Linked DNA regions of Homo sapiens: regions 1 and 3 are each linked to region 2. The links are chromatin loops, found by intact Hi-C in ENCODE. Cell type or tissue: psoas muscle. All regions are shown on one strand. Each heading gives the region's core, and the rest is flanking DNA. Links, peaks and the distances in the headings are about the cores only.

Region 1 (8,114 bases), core at 1,088-6,087, 720 kb before region 2:
TAATGTTATTATGAAACAGCTTCTTGAAACTCTTTGTAAATCCCTTTGAAATAATTCAAGTTAAAAATAATGACATAAACAAGTAGCTTAGTGTATGGCACAGGGACTGTACACAAACACAAGATGGTAGAATGAATGCACAACACAGAAACTGAGGACTCCACATTGTTCTGGATCACTGCTGTTCAGTCTACAAAAACTCAATCTCCTTTTCATAAATCCCAAAGTTTCACCTCCAACTCCCAAAACAGCTAGTTATAATGCTAAAGGGATCCATAGCTATTTCTTCAGTTGAGAATCAAAATAAAGTCTATGATTTTGTTGCCCCTAGCCAGGATTTTCTTTCATGCTAGCTTGTATTCTAAAAACAACACTTTTGTTTTGTGTGGCTTCTGCTTTTCTTTGGTCTAATTTCACCATCTGACATAGTTTGGATGTCCCCTCCAAATCTCATGTTGAGATGTAATCCCCAGTGTAGGAGGTGGGGCCTGCAGGGAGCTGCTTGGGTCATGGGGATGGATCCCTCCTGGCTTAGTGACGTCCCCACCACAAAGAGTGAGTTCTCAGGAGATCTGGTCCTTTAAAAGTGTGGGGCACCTCCCCCTGCCCTTGCTCCTGTTTTCCCCATACGAAGTACCAGCTCCCACTTTGCCTCCCACCATGAGTAAAAGCTCCCTGAGTCCTCCCAAGAAGCAAGCAGATGCCTGCACCATGCTGCCTGTACAGTCTGCCGAACCGTGAGCCAATTAAGTGTCTTTTCTTTATAAATTACCCAGTCTCAGGTATTTCTTTATAGGAATGCAAGAATGACCTAACACGGTATTATATCAAATATATTGTTTGATTTCTCAACCATGTACACTAAGGTGGAGACTTCTACACTGGAAGTATAATAATTGGGCTCAATAAAATTGCAAGTAACCAATATGAAGTGCTCTATGACACACAAATTAAAAAAAAAAACACTCCTATTTGAAGGTTTTTTTTCTAAATCATAGCAACAGTAAATTTTAAAATTACAAATTAATTTTGACTTTATAAATCCACCACCTGTATTTCTGGCAGTTAAACTATTGGAGTCCCCTTTTCCTTGGGGTTTTCTTATCCTTCTGAAAGCAGCTACAGGCTGAAGTAAAAGTATTTTCCAAGATGTTCTTTTGTAAATGTGTAACCCCCCGATGACATAAAGCAAAGTGTGCATGTTGAGTTTGGAAGGGTTGGAGATTTGAGAGCTAGAAGGGTAACAGAGGGGAAAATGTCTAGAAACAGTGGAGGGATAAAGGGCAACTTGGATCAATGGGGAATCCTGTCTCATTCCATAGTAGAGCAATAGCTCAACAATGGTCAGGCTATATCCTAAAGCCAGAGAAACAGTGGTCAGTCATGGTTCAATTTCACTTTTGTGCTCCAATGTTAGAACTAAGTTTTTCAAAAATTTATGACAGGTCACCAAGTTATAAAGGAAATGGTTTATGAGAGCTGGTTCCTGTACTGTAAAACAATTTCCACTTACTCTCCTCTCTCTCCCTGAATTTCATCATCTCCCAAGTGCCCCCCACCCCCAGGCTCTCTGCTTTTTGATTCTTCCATTCTGAAGAGGAGAAGGCAGATCTTCCCCTGCATTCTCTGCCAAGGACTCACCCCCTGCTCACTCATCTGCGTTCTGCCACCACAACTTCATAGGCAGCTAAGATCAGTGCTCAAATTTTAAAGTTGCAACCATTTACCTTGGGATCCTGTTAAAATACACATTCAATTTTAGAAGTCCAAGATGAGGCCTCAGATAATGCATCTCTAACACACTCCCAGGCAGGACCTATTATGTCATTTACGAGGTCTAGTACAAAATAAAAATCTGAGCCCGCATGTTAAAAAATTCTTAAGATTTTCAAGATAGCAACAGCAGAGCGTGAAGCCAAGAGCAGGCCTCCTGAGTGCGAGGGCTGGTGTGACTGCCCAGGACCCAGGCCTATGAAGCCGGTCCCACCTCCAAGTGATGCAGGGGTTGGAGGAGCTCAGTTTGCACAGAAAGATTGAATGCCCAGGCCTGGAAAGCAGAGCCTTGTGACGGGCCACACTTTCCACTGGCCTTTCTATCTACTAAGTAAAACCAGCAAAAACACTCATGATTTTTCAGTCTAGATCTCTGATTCATCGATTAAAATTGATAAGTTGGTGACCCTAGAGTAATGCTCCAGAAATGCACTTCTTTTTCTTTAAAACACTCTTGATGAAAGCTTTCCAATTATAAAGAATTAAGAAACATTCTTTGAGCCTTTCTTTAGACAATGATGGAAGAGGAAGGAGGCAGGACAAATGGGAAGGCCCCAGAACCTTCACTCTTGCTCTGAGCTTTGCTCTGTTTGACGATTTTATTGGGGGTAGGTGAAGGGGGATGTTGATGCGGGTCAGTCAGGCAAATTTCACTTTTGTGAAAAGATAGATGGAGACTAAGAAAGATAGATTCTCTCCCTCTCTCTCTCTTTTTTTTTTTTTTTTTTTTTTTTTGAGACAATATCTCGCTCCGTCACCCAAGCTAGAATGCAGTGGTACAATCATGGCTTACTGAAGCCCCAAACTTCTAGGCTCAGCCTCAGCCTCCTCGGTAGCCGGAACAAAAGGCATGCACCACCACACATGGCTAGTTTTTAAGTTTTTTTTAGAGATGGGGGTCGGACTATGTGGGCCAGCCTGGTCTCAAACTCCTGGCCTCAAGCAGTCTTCCTGCCTTGCCCTCCCAAAGGGCTGCGATTACAGGTGTGAGGCACCACACCAGGCCTGATTCTTTTACTCTAATAGCAACCACAAACCAAATATAACTCTGAGCTACATAAATCCTCTTTCCTAGGAAATCAGGCTATCAGAACCCTAGTTGTTGGAGAGTTAAACAAAGTTCTACCACTTTAGGGTTGGATTGCCTCTCAGTTCCAAAGGTAACAGGAAGCCCAGTGTCAGGGTATCACCTGGCCTCCTGCAATCCCAACCCTCCTCACCTTCCCACGCTGGACTCCTCCCTGTTAGCTGCCATTAGGGCATCAGATGGATAGGAAGTAGGAAAATAGGAAATTCAAAATAGTGTATCTAGTGGCATGTTCTCACCTCCTAGGAGGCTGTGAAATATTTGTGAATTTCCCCTGCTTTATTAACAGGCAAATAGCAGTTGTATTACCTGGTTCTTCTCAAAATTTAGTTTAAAAAGAAATCTCACTCTGCCACACTAGCATTTGGCTCAAAATTATGAACAAGGGTTTGTCTGCAGGCAGGGGCCTCAACCCTGCCCTCTGTTGGTGAGAGCTAGAACCTCATAAAATAAGCGGGTGTAGTGGCGCATCTCAGCCACAAGATGGCAGCAGTGCTTCGTGCAGGTCCGAGAAGACGCTGAATGCAGAGGGATCTTTTGAGAGTCAATGCTGATGCGCTAGCCTTCAGTAGGGAAAATTTAACTAGGACTGACTAAACCTTAAGGTTAAGGACTAATCTTGTGGGGCAACTGCCTTTTATATGGTGTAAAAATATCTGCTTGAGAATACAGTATAAGTATTTTATAATTATATGCATACTCAAATCTTTTTCATCTTTATCTCCACCAAGAATCAATCAAGAGGTTTTGTTTTGGTGAATGAATTCTGAGTTTTGACTCACCTCCCTTGAGATTATAGGTTCATTTCCAGTCCCCAGGTGTGTGTGGTCAGAGAATCTCTGTCGTTTCCACTTATGGAATAAAGTTGCCCTGTCCCTGGGACCAATGCCACCATGCTCAAGCACAGCCATGTGTGGACAGGCCACGCCAAGGCCAAGTACCCGGGACAGGGGGGCAGAGAGGAGGCATGAGCAGCAGGGAGAGAACTTCTCAAGGCTGGACCATGAGCCACCACTGGAAGGTGCGTAAGGGGCTGCGCACTCTTTCCGGGGGCTGCCACAACAAAGTACCCAAAGCTTGTGGCTTAAAACGACAAGAACTTCTTTTTAAAACAAGAACTTATTTTACCGTTCTGGAGGCCAGAAATCTGAAATCAAGGTGACAGCAGACCCACACTCCCTCCAAAGGCCTCAGGGAAGAATGCTTCCTGCCCACTCCCAGCTCCTGGAGCCTACTGGCACTCCTTGACTTGTGGCAGTAGAACTGCAGTCTCTACCTCCATCCTCACATGGCCTCCAGGTGCCCCCTCTCTTCTTTTTTGATCTCTTATAAGGACGTTTGTCATTGGACTTGGGGCCCACCCTAAGTCAAGGCCTTCTCATCTCAATATCCTTACCTTAATTATATCTGCAGTGACCTTTCTTCCAAATAAGATCACATTCAGATGTTCTGAGTGGACTTTTATTTTGGGATGGGGGTCATCATTCAACCCACTACAGGTGGGAGGTAGGAGATTCCTTGACACCACTCTAATTATTCTCACCATGATTATGGAATTTCAATCAATGTGGAGAAAAGCCAGTAAACATCAGGACAAAGCAGCAAAGTTCACCTGACTATGAATGTGGGAGCTTCTAGAGATGCATCATTGGCAAAGGCACCCTCTCTCCCCAGAGATGTCTCTTTGAACCCCTCTGTGGAATCTGTGAAATAACTCCCTAGTAACTTGAACCCACTAGGATTTACAGCATTTCAAAATGTGTGTGATTAATAACAATCTAATAACGACACTCTAATTTGTGTACAAATACCATAATATTAACAAAAATACTATAATACAAACATATTCTAATTCAATTAGTCTTTTGTGGTGAACAGGTATGAGCAATTGGATCTATAACCTCATAGTTAATGAGATTATATAACTATATACCATTGGGCAGAAAAAACTGTGATAATGCTACCTACCCTGCTTGCCTAAGAGAAATGTCTATCAAAGTGTTTTTAAATATATAAAACCCTCTAAGAATGAAAGGTGTGCTTTTCTTTCTCGTCCACTTCTGCAGCACATACAGGCGTGTGTGAGTATGTGTAAACAACAAACACTGAACCTGATCCCGTGCGACTCAAAGTCCAGTCCTCTGACCAGTAGCACCAGCAACAGCTGGGAGCTTGTCGGAAATACAGACCCTCAGGTCCCGCCCCGAACTGACTGAATCAGACTCTGCTGTTTAACAAAATCCCCGAGTGATTCATAGAGATACTAAAGTTTGAGAAGCCCTGCTCTAAATAATCTCGTTTGGTAAGTTTTATTCACTAAAATGGGAGTCCTAAATATTTTTCTCATAATTAGCTCCATAGGAAGCATCAGGTGTGAGCAGTGGTTGGCACAGGGAGAGAAAGAAGGCACTTTTACCCAGTATGTGGTCCTCCTTTGCTGACAATCCACCCTCCTTCCCCAGCAAACCAGATTATGAACCTCAGGAGCAGTGCCTGACTTAGACATCAGTTGGGTTCACCTTTTATGACTATGAAAGATCAATGGGGCTGCCCTGATTGAGGAAGAGTAAGTACTGTGATCTTGACTCTGGCCTTTTAATGTGGCATTTTCCAAGACAACTGAAAAAGTAACTGCAAGGGCGTGCCAGAAACATTGGTTTAAAAAAAAAAAAAGGAAAGGGAAAATATTAAAAGATAAGAAAGACAAAAGAGCCCATTGGAGAATCCTTTGATTTTTCTCACCCCTGATTCCTTATAGGAACAATGTGAATAATGATAACATTCATCTCAATCAGGTAAGACCCCTGTTGTGAAAGCATTCCGCTTTGAGGTGCCCAGATGGAAGGTGCTTTACAAATAGAGAATGATGGCAGCTGGGTTGGCATTTGTGTGGTCGCTTACTATTTAAAAGCAGAGAGTGCCTGACAGTGCTGCAGGGTTTCACTTGGTCCCACTGTGGGTTGGCGAGCTCCCTGGCTGGGTCCTGGTTGCCAAGGAAACTGCTACAGAAGAGATTGAGACTGTCTGGGTTCTTGGTTGATTGGTGGAGCTGAGAGCAGCATTTTATATAAGAAATACGTATTTTCAGTGACCAGAGCAAAAGTAAATAATGGCTACTAGAAGGAATCACATCCATCTTCTCCAACAGAGTTCATTTGGATAGAAACTCTTAGCAATGAAGAAGTAGCCTTCTCAGGAGCAATAAATAGGACTTAGAAATCTCCAGCTCAAACTTATGTGCTCTATGGGGAGCCATTGCCTTAGCTGGGCACAGGAGTTTTATCATCCTCTTTTAGGCAAACCTGGGAATGTAATGACTAGGTCAGCCTCAGATCACATCCTTGCCGTATGTTGGCACACCACTGATTAAGGACAGCAGAGAAATGCTGTCTTGCCATCTTTTCTTAGAGGGGGGACAGGATTTGTATGTGGCATTTGTTGATCTTGCTCACTGCGCATCTGTGAACTTTTCTTGACTGCCTCCCAGGTAACATCAGCTATTCCTCTGTGTTCCCATAGTACAATATTCAAGTCTTTATTATCACATTCTACTACAATTTGTCGGGGGGTGGAGAGGGATCTACTCCTTTTACCAGTCAAGTAATTTGCTTAAAGTCAAAGATTATGTTTATTGCTCTATTACAAGTGCCTGGCACAGTATCTAACATAGCAGGTCCTCAATAATTATTTGAGTGAATTGCCTGCCCTTAGTGTAGGCTGAGTGAAGGTTGAGCAGACACAACAATGACTTTTTCAGAAAACCTCAATGAAGCAGAAACAACACAATCATTATATGAAAGACATACTAATCGCCAGTAGTTTACATAGTTATTGCATCTAACTTTCGTATTCCTGCTAAAGCTGTAAGGTACGTAGCATTGCCCACACTTACAGGAAAAGACAGTGTATCCCAGAAAGGTTAAGTAAGTGACTTTGCAGGTATCACAACTAGTCAGTTAAGGAGCCAGTATTTGCATCCAGGTCTATCTGATTGCAAAGCAGTGTTCTTAGCCATCATGCCAGGCTATCTCAGAGCCTTCTAATGAATCATGTAGAGCCCTGCATATGGTGTTCCCCAGAGTTGAAGGACACAAGCCCCTTGCAATGATAGAACTGTCCTTGGTGAAAAGGCATAAGGTAAGATAACAGGTTGGATGGGATTCAGCTGGGACCTAAGATGTGTGCATAATGTTAACAGCACAATAACAGAGAAAAGGTATGCTGGGGGTCAAATCCAAGCTCCAGAAATTACTAGCTTTGTAGCCTTTTGCAAGGAATGAAAATACTTTGTTCTTCAGATCCCTCATCTCCAAGTTGAGGCAAGTTAATATTATTTTCTTAGAAGGAAAAATTGTAAGAATTTTAAAACAATATTTGCAAATGTGCATAGTACAGCTCCCAACACATAATGCCTAATGAATTATCACCATCATCTTTACTATCAATACTATCATGCTCATTATAGGTGTTATTTTCATTATATAAAGTGTTTCACTTAAAAGCCTAAGGAGCTGCCCAAATTTAAGCATAATTTGAATATCATTGCAAAACCACCTCCTTTAAAAGGTTAAAGAAGCTGGGAAGATGTTACCCAAGAGAAGAAAGGATTCTGTCTGGTCAGTTGACATTCTCATCACAACCTGCCAACAATCCATTGTGAGGTTTGCATAAGTCATTTGACGTCATTGCCACAACTGTTAAAGAAGGTAGTAAAAGTGAAGGATAGTTTGAAAACTACAAAGAACCATACAGAGGTTCTTACTCTCTGCTTGTCAACTAAAATTCACAAAAACATTTCAGTTTTTCTTCCCTTTTTAAGACAGGTTGGGATGCCTTTGGGTCTCCTTACCTAGCCACACTCTCCCCACCCCTCCGCTGCCCATGGCCACTAGCTCGTCAGGGATAAAGAGAGGAGAGAAATGTGTATTCTTTCCATTAAACTCATGATTAAATAACAACATTTTAAGGATGAGGTCTGCACTTTCTATTTCTTGGTGGCTTTTCTAATTCTGTAAATATGCTGACATGTCTTTATAGGTAGAAGACTCTCTATGGCCTGGAGAAGCTATCCTCAAGTCATTTGACAGCCCAGGAGGCATATGTTGTAGTTACTTCACAACCACCAGTTGCTGGAGACCACAGTTAGAGCCAATCAGCAGGTTCTCTGAAGGGTGGGAGCCTCCTGATTGCCAATTTGTAGTATTTGCTGCCAAGGCTCTCTGTCCTCTTCAGATCAGCTTTCCCGGACCTTATT
Region 2 (8,114 bases), core at 82-5,081:
AAAGTAAGCTGAAGCTCCCATTTAATATTATGTAAGCTTTCACCTTGTTGTGCTCCATACACAGAATTTATAATCCTGCATAATGAATGCAGAAAGGCTATTGTAATAACAATAGCAACAGTACCATCTTAGAAAGTAACAAAGTTGTCCTTACCCAAGCAAAATATCACAAAGTAAAATGCATTTATAATGAGAGTTCTTCCTTACAGAAGAGTAGATCTGGGTCCAGAGTATTGTTAATTAATGCTTGACCCCATTTCAAAGGAACTAATTAACACCACCCAACTGCAGAGTAATTTACTGCCTTTGGGACCACTGAGTTATTGATGGTGAGTCAGAAAGGCAGAGGAGACAAGCTTCAGCCCAAGCAGGAGCCAACATTTTCACCTTTTAGCCCAGAGCTTGGAATCTCCTAAGTCCTTCTTCATGGTTTTTCTTTGTGTTACAAACTGAGAGAAACCCAAGTGTAGATGAACTCAACACAGCAGCCAACATCCGCCTCTGGGTGCCTGGCACTCTCACCAAAGGACGGAGCCATGACTGTAGAGTGGGTCATACACAGAGAGGCTTTTCTTTCTGCAACATTGATTAAGATGTCGAACACATTTATAGAACCCTTAGTTAACTACATTCCCGGCTTTGGAATGTTCTTGTTAAAAAGGGATTTTGTCTTTCTACACTGAGGCTAGGGTATGTTTAAACAAAATTTGCCTACGATGTCTTGGGCTAAGGAAAAATGTCACATTATTTATGACAGATCCAAAACTTTTCTTTAAAAATACAATGGCCAAGTGCAGTGCCTCATGCCTATAATCCCAGCACTTTGGGAGGCCAAAGAGAGTGGATCACCTGAGGTCAGGAGTTCGAGACCAGCCTGGCCAACATATTGTGAAACCCCCTCTATTTTAAAAATACAAAAATTAGTTGGGCGTGGTGCTGCATGCCTGTAGTCCCAGCTACCTGGGAAGCTGAGGCAGGAGAATCACTTGAACCTGGGAAGCAGAGGTTGCAGTGAGCTGAGATCACACCACTGCACTCCAGCCTGGATGACAGAGCAAGACTCCATCTCAAAAAATAAAAAATAAAATAAAATACAAGCCATTAATCTGAAGAAGAGCTTTTTAAATATAGCTCAACTGAGCAATAGTGAAAATACTGTTTCATCAGTTCTTTTTGGTACATTCAGGTACAAATTACTGTTAGTCTCAACTGAGCCTGCTGTTTTTTCCTCTACTCCAATCATAAAATACTTCTTTAGCATCATTTAATCACTCATTTCTTTTCCTCTGAATTCCCACTAAAACAGTACTAATCTCATATATGTGGTGGTAAATGTGTTTATTGATTTCATTCTATTAAAAAATTAGTTGGAAAAGTCATTTTTAAAATGGGACAAGTTTTTTTCTGTTTTGATATAAATTGTCATTTTCAGAGAACTGAATTTACCTGTGAATCCATCTGTCCAGAATAAGCCAATATTCTCACCTTGAGGTTTTATGTGGTTCTCCCTTCCTCCTTGACCAGATTATCAAATAGTAGTCAGTCATCACATTGATACAAGAAGGCTTTTCCTTCTATCTACCTAAGTTTTATTGCTACAAAAACAGATTATATTATCTGAGGTTTTGAGATTATCTATACATCTTGCTGCCTCTAGTTACTCTGTCTTCTTAATCAACAATGGTTGGCTATATGCCTGCTTGATACTTAAGCTTCCTTAATGGCAATTTTAAAAGCTTTGCTAGAACCCTTTCAGATTTCTGAGTAGACTAAAGTTGCTTTACCAGGTACCTGTGAGACTGTTGTAAAGATGCATGTCTTAAACGTTAAGGCAAAAATGATATTTTTATATTACATTACACTCTTGTGCTGTGAGCCACCGAGTGCTTTTTCTGAACCACTCCTGTGTGGTTGGCTTTTGGGGGAAGGGGGAGTTCTGAAGCTGTGTGTGGCTCTTGGAGAGAACTCTAGAACCCTGGTGGAAGACTGTGTGCTCTTATATTTTTTCTGCATTTATTTTCTGTTATTTCAATTTTCTTTCTTCTGTGTGCAATGAATGATCTGCATGTGTTGTTAAACTAAACTCAATAAGACTAGATTTTGGTTTTTTTCCAACATAGTCAACTTGTGTCCTTATTGGCAAAATGTTCCATTGTTTCAAAAACAATCTTTCCAAAATGGTCTCTCCTTCTGTTCACATTTATTGATAGAGGAAACGGATTTAGTCTTCTAACAACACATCATAGGACTTAAAATAAGAAACGTACTTTTCTTTCGTTTCTTACAAACCAGCAATCTAGAATCTTTTCTTCTGTTTTGTTGAACATATATTCTGACAATTGGTTACCTATATCAACTATAAATGCAGATGTTTCACACAAACCAAGAACTTACGTTTTCAAATTTCAACAATTAATGTCATGAATTTATTGATTTCTGTAGTTATTCTTTGAAGTTCTAAAGTACGTTATTAATCATTTATACTATGTGTTATTGATATTTATTACAGGGGTAGCTATATTCTAAAGTATTTATTCTTACATGCTAACACAGAGACTATCATCATTTGTATGTAATGCCTAGTTCAAATCCAATTTTTCAACCTAGCCGTTAAGATCACTGGATATCTTTCAAGCAGCACAATTAAACAACATAGTACTCTCTGCTTAAATAGTCTGTGTACTTCTATATTAAAAACAATAAAGCCAAATGGCTTTGTTTTTATAAAAGAATCCCTGAGCACTTTCCTATTCGTGAAATGCTTAGTAATGTGCTGCTCTATTTCCCTCACTCCTAGTAAGTTCTGTAGTAATAAGCAGAAGCTCTTCAGAATGTACACCTCACGGAAGCAGAGGTACCCAGCATCCGGGCTATTGACATGAGATTTGAGAATGCCAACTAACCTCAGGTGCATGACCAGGTTACACCGCCACCCCACCTGAGCCCTGTTCAGAGACTCACTCTTTCTAGGGACTTCTTGAATGAGGTTTTCAACCCGCTTGAAATTTTCCTTGTTGCCTGTTGCCTGCTTTGATACTCTCCACCGCTGGGACAAATAGTCGGCGTCCCGCGTAGAACTGGCAGTCAGCCCTTTGGCGCCTCCTTGTGGTTGGACAACTGCTGAGCTGCTGCACGCACTGGATTGTTATGGCTCAGTTGCCATATTGTGCCTGAGGCGAGAATTTGTAGAATGCTTATCCCATGAAGGGCTAAAACCCTAATTAAGTATAACAATAACTACAGCATTCTAAGTCCCAGAGGATTACTGTGGGGTTATGATGATGCCACACAGTTGCCTGGCAGAGAACAGCCGGTAGTAGACTGCATGCTAGGCCATTTGAATAACCTGTACATCTGGTTCCTAGAGATGAGAGAATTCTCTCTTGCAGGGTGACAGTGCAGGCTCTGCTGAGCATGGTCCTCAGCTGTAACTGTGGGACTGTACCCTAAGAGAGATGCTCCGATCAATGACCACAGCAATTTTTTTTTTACTTTCTGCAAAGCAAGACCTCCTTGTTGGTCTCTTGGGGATAATCCTTGGCATTCTTCCTAAAAATACTGTTACATAAATCTTCAAAAATCATATTCGTAGATGTCACCAAAAAAAAGGCAGGAAAATAATGAAGACTTCAGTGTTTCAGTGAAGAGTCTATATTTTTAATCAATTCAATGTGTGTTTTCAGTAACAGTCACCTGATCAGCTTAATAGTCATCTAATCAAGACGCTGTGTTGATTTTCAAAGGGAAACAAAGTAGAAAAATAATAAAGTGAGCTTTTTGTAAGAGGACACAAGAACAGATCTTTGCCTTGGAAAAGAAAATTTTGCCTGGTTAAAAAGTTCTTGATTAGAATCTTATTCTTAACTTTCATATAATTATGTCAAAAGAGAAAGTGAAAACATTACATTTTTTCTAATTTAACATGTAATATGCCGAGTTTATTTTAAAATAATTCTTGGGAATCTTTAAAATAATAGACATTAGCAAATATCCATGTAGTTGAGAAGGACAAAAGGGAAATGTTACTTAGAATTTATTTTTGTCAACTTTAAGTGCTTTAAATGATACTAAGATTTAGAGAATATTATTCACATTTTCCAATTTATTCATAAGGTAATGTCAAAATGGTTCATAGAGGCAATTTTTAAAAATATTTTTATAGGTATGATTTTTAAAATACTTTTATTATAAACAAACTATGGTGGATTGAATGCTAATACTTTCATTTTGGATGTTTTTACTTTTTTAGTAATTGAATTTTTTTAATTTTTCATATTAAGTGTTTTTATGATGGTTTATCCATTTCTTATGTATTTAGTTGACATAGAAAAGAGATATATCTTGAAAGTTGGAGAAAATAATTTGATATTAACTAAAACCAACCTTTTATAGTAATTAGCATCTGTTAGTTCCAGAAAAGGTAATAGATAAAATCAAATATAGTGAGGACCAATTGTAATGATATCTATGTCAACTTGAGCTATTCATTAATCTGAATAAAGGTGCAGAAGTGAGCATATGCTTCCTGAACTAGATCATTGTAAATTTAAATTATGGAACAGATGTGTTGAAACTAAAAAGAGATTTGAAACTTTTACAATTTAAAAAAAAAAAAAGCTTGAGAAAAGTAGATATTTTTGGGCACCATCCCTTTGACAGATTTGTTTAAATAATTGAAGGCTTTGGGATGACATGGAAAACCTAGCCTGAGAATTAAAAGATGCAGGTTTATGATGTTATTGTTGCTCTTGTTTAATGTAATCTATCATTTAATCACACATGTGTCAAGCACAGATAAACTCTTCCACTGTTGGGATTGTTGTAAAGAACTCTTGAACCCACCTGACCTCATCACCAAACTGCCCCGCCTGTTCTTTGCATGTGCCTTCAGCGAGTCATGCTGGACTTAGCTGTGTCTGCATTTCAGAGGGGAGCTGTCAGTTGCATGGTCAACTTGTTTATTGTTTCCAGAACTCCCTGACCACCAGTTCATGATTTGATTTGTTTTCATGTAAACACACATAAAACGTGGTGCCCTTTTAGAATATCGTTTGTTAAGCAACTAGGCATGGAAAAATAAATGTTACTGTTTCTTGTTAGCTACAAAGCACATATCCACTAAACACATTTGCTGTTGGCATGCTGCAGTTGGGGACAGTGGACATTGCGGTAAGTGGACAAAACAAGGCCTCCACTTCGTCTCAAATAAGCCTTATCCATGAGAACGCTGCTTTCATACCCCACAAAGGCTGCGGCTTTACTCTCTCAGAGTAGCTGCTCTGAGAGACTTCCCTCAGACTCATTGCCCAGGATTTCTTCAGGCCCTGCAGAGTCCTGGGCCTCTCACATTGATGACAGTATCACCTTCTAATGAATGGCATAATTTCACTATAAAGGAAACAAGAAAAAAAAACAGAATGGGTACACAAAGCTTCTTACAGTTCATTTGATTCCCACAAGAATCCCTTAGCTGTGTTGCTATGTTTATCTCCAAGTTAGAGATGAGAACCCTAGCCCCCGTGTGTCTGATCCCAACCTGCCCTTCCTAGCACATCATAGCATATCTCTTGATTAGGAAAGTGTGAAGATGCACTTTGGATTTTATGATTGTTGTTAATGCTTCTTTTATCAGCCCACAACAATTTGATCTTAGCCGGCATCAGAGAACTGAATGCCTGAACAAATATAATTTACCAGTAGCTGCCACAGCAAATCAATAACCTGTTTACTAGCAGGAAATTGTGTTAGTGAACATAACATCTCATTCTCTTCATCAGTCATCACATTCATTATCTGTTGGGGCTGTTCTATCTTGTGTGGTTTTCATCTCACAAGAATGAATGTAAGCATAAAAGAAATCTAATGTTAAGTGTTGTGTGTTTAATATTATGTATGTGGTGCTACCAACTGCTATGAGATTGCATGAATTTATGGATAACATAATCTTGCCTGGAATATAAAATGCATGCCAAATGTAGGTATATATGTAACTGTCATCCCTGTTTACCTGTAGAAATGTCTAGAAATTACAAAGAGATATGCTCCCAAACAAAAAATAATTTTTTAAATCTCAAAAGTTGAGGTTAAAGCTAAAATTACCCAACTGTTTTTCAAGTGAATTCCAAAACAGTTCTTAGTTATCTACAGTGTAATTGTGTACAAAATGCTGTATGACCTCAGTCTTTTCTACAATGAATCCAAGAAGGATGTATGTACCTGTAGAATGAGATTGATCTCGAATGCAAATATAGAGATTAGATAAAGCTCAAATTTTAAATAAGGGAAAAATAATTGCTATGCTCCTACGTGCTGAAAACATCTTGTCTATTGAAATATATGACCACATGAGCTTCATCAAATTACTTACCCAAGCAAAGTGGAAGAAATTGCTTGAAATGGAATAATCATGCCTCTGTTCTCCACAGTCAGAAGCTAAGTTTTAAGGAGCGAGTGCGCATGGCTAGCCCCAGGGGCCAGAGTATTAAGAGCCGACAAGCCTCAGTAGGTGACAGGAGGTCCCCAAGCACCGACATCACAGCCGAGGGCAGTCCCACCAAAGTGCAGAAGAGCTGGAGCTTCAACGACCGAACCCGCTTCCGGCCCTCGCTGCGCCTCAAAAGTTCTCAGCCAAAACCAGTGATAGATGGTAAGCCCTGTTTTTCCATAACCATTTTTAATTGGATAGGCTATAGTGAGTGAGATTATGAAGTAATTAATTCTCCATAGTGCCACTTGAAGAAAGAAGAAAACAACCCCAGAGAAAGAATTGTTTGTTTGTTTTATTGGAAGTTTATTCATTGCCTTGGGCAAATGTACAGAACATAAGTTTACTTTTGGAAACCACTTTGGCAGCTAAATTTACATTCCAAAGAAGCTGACAAAATGTTGTTAATTCTTCACTTGTATCTACAAATTTATTTCTCAGACAAGGGCCACATTAAGATCAATGGGACTGTCATTCTGATGTATTTGTGACGTCTGACCAGCAAAGGTCCAAGACCCAGGGACAACCAGGTGCTTGCTCTGTGAATATCTTGAAACACAGTAAGGAGGATGATCATTTCTGGTCAACAATGAAGGTGCTCTTTCCCTCTCTCACACACTCCATCTACCAGCAAATCAGAGACCACTGCTTATCTTCCTTAGAGAGGTTCCTGTTGAAAGTTATTTCGAAGTCTTCCAATGATAAGTAAAATTCAAGTTCTTCTCCCAAGAGGAATTAACCTATTTTATTTATCATATTATGTAGCAGACATTCACTTGCCAACACATTTTATTGAGTGCCACATAATTTTCATGTTTATAAAATAAAATATTTTATTTTTCATTTAAGATAAGCTTGGCTTTCCTTTTAACTAGGCCCCCTGGGATCTCTTATACTGGGCAAGGAACCAAAATCAAATAGCATTTCCCATTAATGCATAAAAACTACAAAGGCTATCAGTCCTTCTGTTCCCTTTTCCTAAATAACGTGTATTTTCCCAGGCCCTCAAAGCTCGAGGAATAAAATTAACAACCAGGGGTCATAATCACAATGATCTGAGGATCCCTGCAGTGAAGTCCCTGGAACCGCAGTCCACGGGTCCCTCTCAGCTTACTCAAAGGTCCTCAGGGATATCTCTTCCACGCTCAAGTGAGCAACACAAGTCACCTCTTCACGCCTCACTCCACACCCCTGTGGGTGCCATGCTCTTCAGGGCGACCCCTAGTGGCTGCACTGACGTGGCTCCTCCTGGCGGAGCTTGCAGGTCCCATATGGGCGCAAGACGGCTGATCCTGCCATGCTTCCCCGCAGCCTGTCCTGTGCTAAGGAAGGAAAAACCTCCGCCACCAACACGGGACACTCCTCCATCGAGCCACTTGCAGGATCTGAGTCACTTGTGGCACAGCTTTTCAGTGTCCTCTAGTTTCCTCACTCTCCTCCTAGGATTTTGGCTGAAAGCCCTTGAGCAGCTGAGTCAAGAGTTACCAGTGACAGGGCTTTATGTTGCACTCAAAATAGGCTTGCTGAATATAAATGGGTACATCCTTTCTGGAGGGCAATTTGGCAAAATATATTAAAAGTCTTTACATATGTCTAAGCCTAGACACATCCCACCTACCAATTCTATTTC
Region 3 (8,114 bases), core at 1,415-6,414, 260 kb before region 2:
TAAATGTCATGTCTACTGTATTTAAAAAGGAAGTTGACTAAGTGTTTTCAATCTGCCAAAGATACACTAAGAGCTGAAGAGGGAGGGGCACTAGCAAATAACTTGCTTCCTCATTATGATTCCCGTAGTGTTCCAAAGCCACTGCTTTCCTGCTGTCTCTTTTTTTAGTACTTTTTAAATCCCTCAGTAAGTTGCTTTCAAAAGATTTTTTCTAATTAACAGAATATGTCATAAGCTCATTCTAGTATTCTACCACCCTTATAATCAAGTTTTGTCCAGTGAGTCCATTAGGCTAGGGGAAAAAACCTAGCCAATGTCTTCCTACTTTTTTATTTATTTATTTATTTTTGAGACAGGGTCTCGCTCTGTCACCTAGGCTGGAGTCCAGTGGTGCAATATTGGCTCATTGCAGCCTCAACCTCCTGAGCTCAAGCAATCCTCCCACCTCACCCTCCCGAATAACTGGGACTACAGGCACTCAGCACCATGCCTGGCTAAGTTTTTAATTTTTTGTACAGATGAAGTCTCACTGTGTTGCCCAGATTCATCTTGAACTCCTGGACTCAAGCAATCCTTCTGCCTCATCATCCCAAAGTGCAGGAATTATAGGTACAAACCACTGCACCGGGCCACCAATGTCTTTTAAATATCTAAAAATTTATAATTGTTTGTTTTTCTCCTTGCACTGTTATTCATAGGAATGTTGCCAAAAAAGAGAAATTGTATTATTTTCCAGAGAAAATAGGCTAAAAACTGGAAGCAGCTTATGGCAGACTAAATGACTCAGTTGCTACTGTGTGTATAAACGTACCCTGTAAAGTGTAGAGGATGCATTTCTCAGCAACAGGTGTGCCTTAAATGTGTTAGATGGGAACATAGGAAAAGTATGGCCCCAGGCTTCTAGGAAAAAAACAGCCTTTTCCTGCCCATACTAAATAGCCACTTAGAGACTAGAGTTTTTCCAGACCCTTACATGTTAATCCTTTTTAACAAGTTACCAGATAGCTGAACACAAACTGGGTCAAGCAAGTCTGTTTCTCAGAAGGCAAGATGTCCCATCCTAACACCATAAATCACACTCACTTTAGAAATACGTTTTTCTTTGATCCAAATGTCTTTTCTTAATAACTCATTCCTAAGATTTCCATTTTCAGATTCCTGTTTTTGCATAAGATTGCATGAAATATTTTTTGCCATTACACACAGTGCATTTTATTGAAAGGACTCTAAAGGGCTTAGGGAAAGGAAAATTTCCCTAAACTGCAAAGAAAGTCAGCTAATCATTCTGAAACATAATAAAAACTAGTTTTTAAAAATAGCTCATGATAGGTAATGGGGAGTAGGTAGACCCAAACAAGATTGGTCAGTTTCTACCTGGACAATAAAGTAAGGCATTAATTTCCTTCAGATATAGGTATTTCTGTAGCAGATATTTTTTAGAATTTTTTTAAAAGTTGTGTAAGGGTGTTTTATTTATCAGAAAAAATAAATGTATTTTGAACTGTTTGAAATGTAATCCAAAAATTACAGCTGAAAACATCAATTATTTAAATTTATGTTACACAAATAATTGTAAGTCTTGTGTACTGGAAGTAAACAATAAAAGTATGAATTTTCTTTTGACCACCCCTTTCCCCTACCAGGGGAATAATGGCTCCATGGCAGAGGCAGTTTGTACCTCAGTCCATATACATCCCCTTCTTATTGGCATTGCAGAGGGATTGCAGCCTCCCCGCGGCAAGTAGCTCAATAACCAAATATTGAAACTGTCTGAGTCTGTACCCTGCTGCCCATGTCATAAATTCTTGTATCTTAAGGTATCAATTTTTTATATGCTTTACTTTTACTTATGCTTTTTATTCCTATGCCCTTTCCCTTGTACTCTACACCTACCTGAAATGCAGCATGCATGCCAGCCATGCCTATATCCCATGAACACTACCTCCAATGCTACCTGACTCTCTACCCTTCCACTTTTCTTTTTATTATCATTAAAGTAATAATGGGCCATTAGTACTACTCAAGACACAAAGCCAAGGAGTTTACAAAAACTAAATTACTAAGTACTGTCCTAGCAGCCTTCCTAACTTAATGCCAGTTCCAAAACGGCAAACTCTTTGCCCAGAAGCAATGTTTGTTCACTGAGAAAATCTGGGTCAGTACATGGCCTTAGTTAAGCCACTTGTTTTTTCTTTATCTCATTTTCCCCCACTGTGGAATTAGCCTGGTTATTGGCAAAACACTCTGATATTTTTATTAAATATTAAAATGTTAGCAGTAGCCAAAGCTTGAGTGAATTTGATTTTATGAAGCCATGCAGAATTATTTGGAGATGCTAGTTTCTCTCAATAATAACATCACTACATAATTTAATTTCATACACACACACACAGGGTCCTAAAAGTCTTAGCACAATTTTAGGCTTGACTAATTTAGAAATATAAGTGCTACAAACTTAAAAAAAAAACTCCACATAATTTGAAAGTTTAACTAGACTTCTTTCTCATTTGTTTACTTTTGTGAATTTTGAATAATAAAATTTTAGTTTTGATTGTTTTTGTTTAAACATTTGCTACTTTCAGTCAGAAAAACTGACATGTATTTCAAGGATATGGGAAAACTAGCATTGTAAGAATTACAGAGCTCTTCACATCTGAGTCAATATTTGTACATTGCTTTAAATATAGTTCATGTCTTTCATCCAGGAAACACTTGTTGAGAACCTTCTACCTGTAAGGCCTACATTACATCAGTTACATTTCTTCATTTAATCCTTACTGCATCTTTGGAGTTAGATATCATAATCCTCACTTGGAAAATGAGGAACTTGAAGTCTAAAGGAGTGAAGTGACTTTACCATGATACTTAGAAATTGTATGTGGAAATCAGGACCTCAATCCAAAATCCTCCAGGTCTGCATCTCAAGTTCTTTCCACACTCTTGCATTATCACTCTCCTTGTTGATGTTCTGCGTATAGACTCTATTTCATTCAAGTGTGGATATATCTAAAAGTCCTCATGAAAATGTATATTGAAAGGCAGTCTGGGCCAAAATACAGAAAATTCATAAACCAAGTACCTCATAGATATAATCTCCTTTATCCAGCATAATTAAAGGAACTAAGCAGAATTAGTGGATTCACTACAGAATATCGAACCTATCTCAGGTCATATAATGGTCCTGTCACCATTCTTCTCTCTGTAAGATTCAGTGCATTATCTCTTTGACAGGCTAATCCCTAGGATGAGCTCTTTTGATCATAAGGGATCCTGAACAGGATGTTTTGCCATCCAGAAAACCAGCACCACTGAGACGCCAGCTGGAGACATGTCACGAAAACTTGGCCCTAATTCCAAAGCCAACAGTGTGTTGAAATTAGGGCATATCATTTGCTTAGTTCCTGACTGCATACTTTACAACTGACAACTGAAGATTACTAATAATGTCTTCTACTCATGTGTACCCCTCATCCAGGAGGAATCCAAGTCATTTTATCAGTGTGTAGCAGCCATTTAAGTCTCTGATTATAGAGTGCTTTTAAGTCCTCAGAATCTTTATTGTGGAGCAGCGCTTTTCTGCAGAGAAGGATTCTCCATTAAAGATCTAAACCTTATAAGCACTTCCTGGAACCATACTGCCTGTGTCAACTTGCCTGGTAGACAGACAAACATTTTATTGAACATATACTATATCTTGAGAGCTTTACATTATGTAATCTCAATTAACCCCACAGTACTTTCAAAATAGCTGTTATTAAACCCATTTTTTAAACAGGAATACTAAGACTTAAGTAAAAGTAAAATAGATAACTTGCCCAGAGGTCACATAATATAAAATAGCAGAGGCAAGGTTGAAATCATGTTTGTCTGATTCTGGAGTCTTCATGTTTGCAACTTTATTATGTCCCCTCAGAATTTCCCCATCATGCTTATTCTAGTTTCCTCCGCCATCTCCCTTTTTTTTTTTTTTTTTTTTTGAAACGGTCTCACTCTGGTTGCCCAGGCTGAAGTGCAGCGGTGTGATCTCGGCCCACTGCAGCCTCAACCTCCCAGGCTCAGGTGATCCTCTGACCTCAGCTTCCTAAGTAGTTGGGACTACAGATGCACACCACCATGCCTGGCTAATTTTTTGTATTTAGTAGAGATGGGGGTTTCACAATGTTGCCCAGGCTGGTCTCAAACTCCTAAACTCAAGCAATCCACTCACCTCCACCTCCCAAAGTACTGTGATTACAGACATGAGCGACTGCATCTGGCCCAGCCATCTCCATCTTTATCCTCCTTTATAAGAATCTTAGGCTTATCCAAACAAGCTAAAAGAGATGATACAGTTGTGCGTTTATAGTTAGACACATAGATCTGTCTCCAAACCACACTTAAGTCAAACCCTTTAGTTCATTTCAGTCCCTGCTATACATCCACATCAACAATTAGTTAATTTAAAAGCATGAAAACAGTTTCAGAATTTAGACTGTGACCTAATCTAACCATATTGCCTAAGGACCTTGAACCTCATAACCTCCGTCATTAACATTCTCAACACCATTAAAGATGTAATTAGAATATCTCCTTTAATTTGGAAAACTACATGAACTTCTTAATTTTAACCACCTCCCCTTTATCTGCATGAGCTCAAATTATTTGCTGGCAAAATGTATTTAATTTTTTTTTCTGTCAAGCCCTTATGAATTTAATTGATTAAGCTCTGTCACTGCCACAACTGATATAGGCATATATTGGATATTTGAGAGGCTCACCTATTAGTTTAATAGTTCAGTGATAAGTATATGTGTATACATAGAATTGAAGGAAGATAGTTTGAAATTATGTATGGGAATCAGCATTTGCTCTATGGAAGGAAATAAGTTACTGAATTGTAATCTAACTAAATATATCACAAAAAATTTGCTTAGCTTTTGCTTTCTCAGAGTTTCTCACAGTTTTCTTTATACTCCTCTTTAAAAAAGTAATTGTAAGAAAATACTTTGGTTTTGTTTAATTTGAGAATTATTTAAGTTAGAATACTTGATACCTGAAGCTCAGAGTCTCTCTTGCCAGCCTGTTAACAACTTTCTTTGGTCTTAAGGTGCCTTAAAAGAAACACAGAATGTTGTAGAACAAGGAGAATTATAAATCCACATTGGTGAAACCAACCTGCATTAGTGCTGTGTGTGTTTAGGGCATACTTGAAGAAAAATACAGATAAATGGAAGCATATTCCAAACAGAGCCAACAAGAAGGAGAAGGGATTTTTAAAACTTCACAAAGAGGTATAGTTGAAGGAACTCAAGATGTTTAACCCAAAGAAAAGAAATTGCAGAGGTAATAGAGCAGCTGTTTCCAAATAACTGGAGATTCTGGCTGAGTATGGTGGCTCATGCCTGTAATCCCAACACTTTGGGAGGCTGAGGTGGGAGGGTCACTTGAGGACAGGAGTTAAAGACCAGCCTGAGCAACATGGCAAAACCCCTTCTCTTAAAAAAAAAAAATTAACCAAGTACAGTGGGACATGCCTGTGGTCCTAGCTACTGGGAAGGTCGAGGCAGGAGGATTGCTTGAGCCTCAACACACAAGACTTCAGAGAGGTATGATCAGCCACTGCACTCCAGGCTGGGCAAGAGTGAGACTCTAAAAATAATACTAATAATACTAATACTACTACTACTACTACTACTAATAATAATAATAATAATTGGAGAGTCTTGTGGTGGAAAAGCAATTTAGACCTGTTATTTGAGATTCCAAGGAACAGACCAGGGCCAATCCGTCAGTCACATAGAGTTACATGGACTGCATGTAACTTCATGGGAGTCCTCCACCAGGACTTCCAGACAAGGAGGTAAATGTGGGCTGAAATTTTGCCATGCTCCTATGGCCAAGCACTGTGGCTTGGATTAGGCTGTGGTATGCAGAGTTTCTTTTAAAAAAATTGATCTGTTTAGAAGAGATGCCTTTTTGTAATGTGCCCAAAAGCACTGTGTGTGTTATGTAGACTCTGATTTCATGTTCACAGAATTAAAACATTTCTAATTAGTCATTTCTTTTCATGAGATAAAATCAGCTTCCTCAAAAACTAGTGGCCTTTTGGGTCTCTAAGCCCCAAGAAATTGGATGACGACTTAATAGAAATTTCATTCTAATCATGATACACACAGGCCTATTAACCAGAGGGAGTCTGGGAGTGGCCCAGACCTGAGCCTCAATTCTGGCACTGGCAGTGGTTGTTCAAAGAGTGGACCTAGCTGCAATGGAAGGAAATGAATTCAGGAGACTGCCATATTGCATTCAGTGAGTGTTATGATTGGCAACCGGTGACTCTGCAGTTGCAGCTGGCATCAAGAACCAGGCAAAGGTGACAGTCAGGTAGAGCACAATCATGGGAAAGAGAGCAACCAGTAAGCTCTATGAACAGAGCTAAATGGATGGCAGTCTACATGGTAGCTGAGCTCCCATAACGAGATGGTGTTCTGAGGAGATCTGCGGAAGGTGAGGCAGCCCCCACTTCCTAAGGAAGGTAATGAAAATAGGGATTCAAGTACAAGAAACAAGGTTGAGGGACTGGGGATAAAGTGGGGATGGTTAATGGGTACAAAAATATAGAGATAGAATGAATAAGGTCTAGTATTTCACAGCACAACAGAACAATAATTTACTGTAAACTTAAAGATAACTATTATAAAAGAGTGGGACTGTAATGTTCCTAACACAAAGAAATGATAAATGCTTGAGATAATGGATACCCAATTACCCTGATTTGATTATTACACATTGTATGCCTGTATCAAAACATCACCTGTACCCCACAAATATATACACATATTATATGTGCCCATAATAATTTTTAAAAATTAAAAAGAAAGAAACAATGTCAAGAGCCACTTTCTGGTCAAGACTTAGTCTCTGATAAGAGAAAAACACCCAATAAGAATTAGTGCTTACCTATAGTGCAGGATTTGTGATGAGGCTGTCTCCCCAGTTGTCAAACCGGAATTCCTTCTATCCCGGACATGTGGGGATCTGAGCTTGGGGCCGATGGACACTACAGGCGAGGGTCATTGACTTACTTGAGAGCAGGAAACCAGGCGATTTGGAAAATGAAAATATTAGGTTAGCATTTAGACAAAATGGTCCTTTAGGTATGTTCTAACCCTTACATATTCTGATTCTGTAGTAATAGATGGACTTTTTTGAACTTTAGTTTTTCCATTTTCTCATTTACTTTGGTTAAATACATGAGTGTCTTTTCCCCTGTAGGCTTCCTCGCTCATCTTTGACAAGCATCGCCTTTGTAAAGACAGAACATTTTGACACAGCCTTTTTGATATTCAGTCACGTCAAGATGTAAAAATGTTTTTACATTGAAAAGGATGAAACTTTTGCTTTGTTAAAGAAGTACTTTTTAATGACAAAAAAAAATGGGGGTGGTGTTTTCGAGTAATGTGCCTAAGGGATGTTTTCACTCCTATGCCTTCCTTCAGGATATTCCCCACAGGGGGAGCGAGGCCCAGTGTCGGGTCAAAGCTGGACATGGGGTGCACCACAACTTCAGGGCAGCCCACAAAGCCAGGGTGCGATGAGGGTCAAAGAGAATTTGGATAATTTTTGTGCAAAGAACTTGGTATTTAAAGAAGTTAAAAATATAATGGTTTGCTCTTTAAGGCATATCAAAATATTCCCTTGCCAAAATTGCTGCATTGAAAAGTCCACACCACTAAAATGGCCCTGTCAAAATTTCACCTGCACATGCTCATACTGTAAAGTACAGCTATTTCTGAAGTGCTGGTGTTTTGATTATTATTCTGTTTGACTATTATTTAAAAATGTTAAAATTTAGAATCATGGTATAATTATTACATTGTATAATCAGATACCTGGATTTTTGTCATGACTGCAATGACATCAGGATAAATAACCCTGCTCCTTGGCTCCTTGGCTCCTTGGGTGATGTATTTGTCTTTTGTCTTTTGGGTTTTTTGTTTTGTTTTGTTTTGTTTTGGAGACAAGCTCTCTCTCTGTCACCTAGGCTGGAGTGCAGTGGCATGATCTGCAGCTCACTGCAGCCTCAACCTCCCAGGCTCAGATGATCTTCCCACCTCAGCCTCTTGAGTAGCTGA

What was found. Hi-C counts contacts between places; a loop is a spot of excess contacts. Peaks named below come from ENCODE experiments on the same cell type or tissue, not always from the same donor. Only the 100,000 strongest peaks of a DNase experiment are listed, where the experiment ranks them.
Region 1: it touches region 2 in a loop (9-fold over the local background); 73 of 110 quality-filtered maps call a loop at or near these places.
Region 3: it touches region 2 in a loop (4-fold over the local background); 3 of 110 quality-filtered maps call a loop at or near these places.

The regions. Positions count from the first base shown.
Region 1 is chr6:72,409,060-72,417,173 of GRCh38, forward strand. No RefSeq gene overlaps it. Among named protein-coding and RNA genes, the nearest start is that of KCNQ5, 210 kb to the right of the region's middle. In psoas muscle, for the core only: a CTCF peak has its summit at 3,314 (motif pointing right); a DNase peak (open chromatin) is centred at 3,312.
Region 2 is chr6:73,126,996-73,135,109 of GRCh38, forward strand. It overlaps KCNQ5 (potassium voltage-gated channel subfamily Q member 5), which reads left to right. Exons shown (of 14, transcript NM_019842.4): 10 at 6,426-6,646. It overlaps KCNQ5-AS1 (KCNQ5 antisense RNA 1), which reads right to left. Exons shown (of 5, transcript NR_046621.1): 5 at 7,808-8,032. Among named protein-coding and RNA genes, the nearest start is that of KCNQ5-AS1, 12 kb to the right of the region's middle. In psoas muscle, for the core only: a CTCF peak has its summit at 3,111 (motif pointing left); a DNase peak (open chromatin) is centred at 3,086; H3K4me3 peaks cover 691 bases; H3K27ac peaks cover 584 bases.
Region 3 is chr6:72,862,297-72,870,410 of GRCh38, forward strand. All of the region lies in intron 1 of KCNQ5 (potassium voltage-gated channel subfamily Q member 5), which reads left to right. Among named protein-coding and RNA genes, the nearest start is that of MIR4282, 100 kb to the right of the region's middle. In psoas muscle, for the core only: no CTCF peak of the experiment used is centred there; a DNase peak (open chromatin) is centred at 3,325; H3K27ac peaks cover 4,914 bases.